Linked DNA regions of Homo sapiens: region 2 is linked to region 1. The links are chromatin loops, found by intact Hi-C in ENCODE. Cell type or tissue: breast epithelium. All regions are shown on one strand.

Region 1 (2,500 bases):
GGGATGGGCTGCAAGGGGAAGCTTCCTGCTGGAAGCGGTTGAGCCGAGCCTGGGGGAGGGCAGGATGGGGACGGAGCAGAGAGGAGTCAGGAAGGGATTCCAGGGAAAGGGACATAAGGAGTGTGGGGTGGGGCAGTCAGGGCGTGGACCCAGGCCAGGGGTTGGGGAAGGACCACAGGCCCAGCACTGGACTTCCAGAGGGCAGTGGCAGGTGACAGGCTGCTGTGGGATCTCGTGGGGGCCTCTCCGTCCACACAGGTTCCCGGGCTTTGTGGGAGCTTTTGTCCCAGTGGAGTCTTCCTTCTTGAACAGCACAGTGTGGAAGCCCGTGGACTTTAGCTTCAGATAGACCTAGGATTTAGTGGCCATGTAAGAGCTGTAGCATCTTGAACAAGTTACTCTGCCTCCCTGAGGCACTTCAGTTTCCTCCCCTCTAAGATGGGGGATGGTAGCACCTGACACATAGGGTTGGGGGAAGTCTGCATCCAGCACATAGTCAGCACTCACTAAATGTTCATTCCGGTTTTTATTGCCAATATGATGATTATTGTAGTCGTATTGCTGTTGATATGATGATGATGCCTGATATCTGCGAGCCGGCCTGGTTTTATTTGGCCTCTTTATATGTCTGGAGTGCGTGGGGACAGGGACAAGGGAAAAAGCAGTGTCTCCTCACCGGGCCCGTCATTTGGTTTAAACTCCAAATTGTATACAGATGTGTGGAGAAAAAAGTAAGTCAAGTCTGTCCGCAGGGAGATGAAACAAAGCCAAATTTTTATTCTGTGGTGTTGGCCTTTGTCTAAGTGCTCAATCCTGTTTGTTCCCTAAACCTTAGTATTTATAGAATGATCTGTGGGTAAACAGCTCTCTCACCCCATGATTAATCTCAGGCCATTGCTTTATCTCTGGCCACTAGGCAAGGATTTATGAGGTAAGGAGATCTTGTCTACACACAAATATCCTAATAAATAACATCACGGGACACCAGGCAAACACTTGCTGGGATCCAGCCGTGGAATAAACAGTTTGCACTGCCTTTGCTGTTGCCGGCCACAGAGGAGGATTCCCAGCCAGGGAGGCGGCCCCGCCAACTGCCCACCTAACCCAGGGAGACAGCAGGACTCAGCTTGCAGGAATGCTCTGAACTGCTCAGTAGCAGAAGATGTTGAAGTCAAATGCCTCCTCTACCGTCTCGTGGGACGGCGCAAAGCTTGGGCTTCACAGCTTATGGAGGCCTGGTTCCTGCCCCGAGTTCAACCTCTCGCTAGTTGTGTGACTTTGGGCAGTCAGTTCCCCTTCTCTGCTCCTCAGCTGTAAAATGGGGAGGATGGGAATATTACGATGATGGAGGGAGATGCTGCATGCTCATCACTAGCAGGGTGATTTCCATGCACAGGGCCTGGGATGGCGGCTATGAGGCTGTATGGCATAGTAGCCATGAGAGTGTTGTTGGTATTTTAATTACATAGCTCTTAATCAAGGTAAGCTCATTCTGAACTAAGCACTTTATACATATTAATCCACACTCTACAACAACCCTTTGAGGGAGATAAGATACTGCTGTGGTTCCCCATTTACAGATGAAAAAACTGAGGCACAGAGAGGGCAAATGACATGTATAAAGTTTACAGCTCCCCATGGCAGAGGAGACCTTGGCACCGAGCCTGGCTGCACGGCCTGTGCTGGGCCCTGCTCCAGTGTCCTGCAGTGCTCATGGCAGTGCCCCCACTCACCTTCCCCATGCCCTGTGCCCAGCAGCCCAGGAAGCACAGAGCCTGGGGGACCACAGGATGCTCGGCTGGGGTGGCGGGGTGCCCGATCTGTGGTTTCTGGGGCAGAGGCCTGTGGGCACATGGTGTTGTGTTCTGTTTGCAAACAGTTTAGCACGTGCATTTGATTTGCTCAGGGTATGACGCCACTGATGTACGCCTGCGCTGCTGGGGACGAAGCGATGGTCCAGATGTTGATTGATGCTGGGGCAAACTTGGACATCCAGGTGAGGAAGCCCCACAGAGCTGCACCCAGGCCCTAGGCCAGCAGGGATCACTCCGAGGGCTCCAACAAACACGCTGGGCGTGATGTTTTGGGCAACTGAGTAGATGTGTGTCAAAAGACCGGAAAGACAAGATGCACAGAGGCCACTGTTAGCCAGGGAAGTCTCCTCAAGATTTGGGCTTTCTGTCTGAAAAGGAGTGGACTGAGGCGGGAGTGAGTGGAGAGATGGGCTGTGATTCTGTTTTCATGATATCTTCCTCCTTTTACCAGCCTAATCTCCAGCCATTCCTTCCATCCCCAAATACTTCTAGCTCTGCCTCCCTCTGAAGCATAAAGCACTCCCCATCTGCCCTCTTTTGCCCAGGGCAGACATTGCTAATTAAATACCTATCCTCTCTTTTTGAGCCTTGTCCACTTTGTGCTCCAGGCAAACATTATCAATCGAATGTAGAAAGCACTTGTTAACTCTGGTTCACCATCCCTGCAGGGTACTCCCTTCGCTCGG
Region 2 (2,500 bases), 310 kb before region 1:
AGGTAGGAAGAGGTGAATTCAGGACCCAGACTCAGATAATGGGACTCCAGAGCTGGTCTTAACCACCATATCATAGAATAAGAGAAATACCAGCCTTTCATGAAAAACGAATTTGCAGGATCAGTCCACCCAGACAGTTGTGGCTGTGGAATCAGTACAACCATGCTGCCTGTCAGAAAGAAGAATGAAAAGATCATTTGACTGTCATTTCACTCATTCCATAAAAGTTAAACTGTAGTTCCATAGAACATCTGTGAGTCACAGTGTTGCCAGTCATGTAAATTGGGTGTCTCTGAATGTGTGTTTCACAATTGCTTCGATGGGAGACACAGACATGTCACAGCTCAGTAAGTTTCCAGGTAGAGCAATCAGTCATAACAATGGGAAATATTCCACAAAGCAGCAATTCTCATGACCTAGTGAGAAATTGTACATCTCTTCTCTTAAAATTAAAAAAACAAGCTGGGCACGGTGGCTCACACCTGTAATCCCAGCACTTTGGGAAGCTGAGGCGGGTACAACACCTGAGGTCAGGAGTTCGAGGCCAGCCTGGTCAACATGGCGAAACCCCATCTCTACTAAAAATACAAAAAATTAGCCAGGCATGATGGTAGGCACCTATAATCCCAGCTACTTGGGAGGCTGAGGCAGAAGAATCGCTTGAACCCAGGAGGCAGAGGTTGCAGTGAGCCGAGATCGCACCATTGCTCTCCAGCCTGGGCGACAGAGCAAGACTCTGTCTCAAAAAAATTAATTAATTAATTAATTAATTTAAAAAACAATGGTAAATAGTTAATGTTTTCCCCTTTTCAAAAGGCCTCCAAAGTTCTCATCTATGGGAATTTGTACGAGACCTGCTTCTATCTCCTGAAGAAAACTGTGGCATTCTGGAATGGGAAGATAGGGAACAAGGAATTTTTCGGGTGGTTAAATCGGAAGCCCTGGCAAAGATGTGGGGACAAAGGAAGAAAAATGACAGAATGACATATGAAAAGTTGAGCAGAGCCCTGAGGTAAGTTAATAGCATAAAATACTATGAGCCTTCAAGAAGAGTTATATACAATGGCTGGCTGTAGAAAATTACACTGTTTTTGCAGGTTTTTTACTTGATAATGGAAAGGTCATGAGACAAAACTTTGGTTCTTAGTTACAGGTAGGATTATGGTTTGTAAATTGACACGCTGTCCTTAGCATTCTTGGCAGCATTCCCCAGGGATCACTCTGAATCCAGGCCATCTCACACGCCCACACACACAAAGAAAAACACGTTTTGAGCTGAGAATGGTGAGGTTCAGTCTTCAAGATGTCTGGGAAAGGTTTAAGTGTAAGTTGATAACAGGGCATGAAAATACCAGGGTAACCAAAGACCAGCCTTGTCACCTGAGAGGAATGAGGAGACAGTGTTTGTGTTCTGTTGTTTTCCTAGGGTGCAAGCTCTCCCAGAATTTCTCTTCTGCTTGCTTTTTCAGATACTACTATAAAACAGGAATTTTGGAGCGGGTTGACCGAAGGTTAGTGTACAAATTTGGAAAAAATGCACACGGGTGGCAGGAAGACAAGCTATGATCTGCTCCAGGCATCAAGCTCATTTTATGGATTTCTGTCTTTTAAAACAATCAGATTGCAATAGACATTCGAAAGGCTTCATTTTCTTCTCTTTTTTTTTAACCTGCAAACATGCTGATAAAATTTCTCCACATCTCAGCTTACATTTGGATTCAGAGTTGTTGTCTATGGAGGGTGAGAGCAGAAACTCTTAAGAAATCCTTTCTTCTCCCTAAGGGGATGAGGGGATGATCTTTTGTGGTGTCTTGATCAAACTTTATTTTCCTAGAGTTGTGGAATGACAACAGCCCATGCCATTGATGCTGATCAGAGAAAAACTATTCAATTCTGCCATTAGAGACACATCCAATGCTCCCATCCCAAAGGTTCAAAAGTTTTCAAATAACTGTGGCAGCTCACCAAAGGTGGGGGAAAGCATGATTAGTTTGCAGGTTATGGTAGGAGAGGGTGAGATATAAGACATACATACTTTAGATTTTAAATTATTAAAGTCAAAAATCCATAGAAAAGTATCCCTTTTTTTTTTTTTGAGACGGGTTCTCACTATGTTGCCCAGGGCTGGTCTTGAACTCCTATGCTCAAGTGATCCTCCCACCTCAGCCTCCCAAAGTACTGTGATTACAAGCGTGAGCCACGGCACCTGGGCAGAAAAGTATCTTAATTAATGAAAGAGCTAAGCCATCAAGCTGGGACTTAATTGGATTTAACATAGGTTCACAGAAAGTTTCCTAACCAGAGCATCTTTTTGACCACTCAGCAAAACTTCCACAGACATCCTTCTGGACTTAAACACTTAACATTAACCACATTATTAATTGTTGCTGAGTTTATTCCCCCTTCTAACTGATGGCTGGCATCTGATATGCAGAGTTAGTCAACAGACACTGGCATCAATTACAAAATCACTGCTGTTTCTGTGATTCAAGCTGTCAAC

The links. Hi-C counts contacts between places; a loop is a spot of excess contacts. Peaks named below come from ENCODE experiments on the same cell type or tissue, not always from the same donor. Only the 100,000 strongest peaks of a DNase experiment are listed, where the experiment ranks them.
Region 2: a loop joins it to region 1, with 2.9 times the contacts of the local background. A loop is called at or near these places in 58 of 110 quality-filtered maps.

Annotation. Positions count from the first base shown.
Region 1 is chr11:34,167,399-34,169,898 of GRCh38, reverse strand. ABTB2 (ankyrin repeat and BTB domain containing 2) reads left to right here. Exons shown (of 17, transcript NM_145804.3): 6 at 1,907-1,996. Among named protein-coding and RNA genes, the nearest start is that of NAT10, 63 kb to the right of the region's middle. In breast epithelium, no CTCF peak of the experiment used is centred here; a DNase peak (open chromatin) is centred at 1,081; H3K27ac peaks cover 669 bases.
Region 2 is chr11:34,479,284-34,481,783 of GRCh38, reverse strand. It overlaps ELF5 (E74 like ETS transcription factor 5), which reads left to right. Exons shown (of 7, transcript NM_001422.4): 6 at 817-1,012; 7 at 1,470-2,500. The coding sequence ends at 1,566. Among named protein-coding and RNA genes, the nearest start is that of ELF5, 33 kb to the left of the region's middle. In breast epithelium, no CTCF peak of the experiment used is centred here; a DNase peak (open chromatin) is centred at 1,235; H3K27ac peaks cover 240 bases.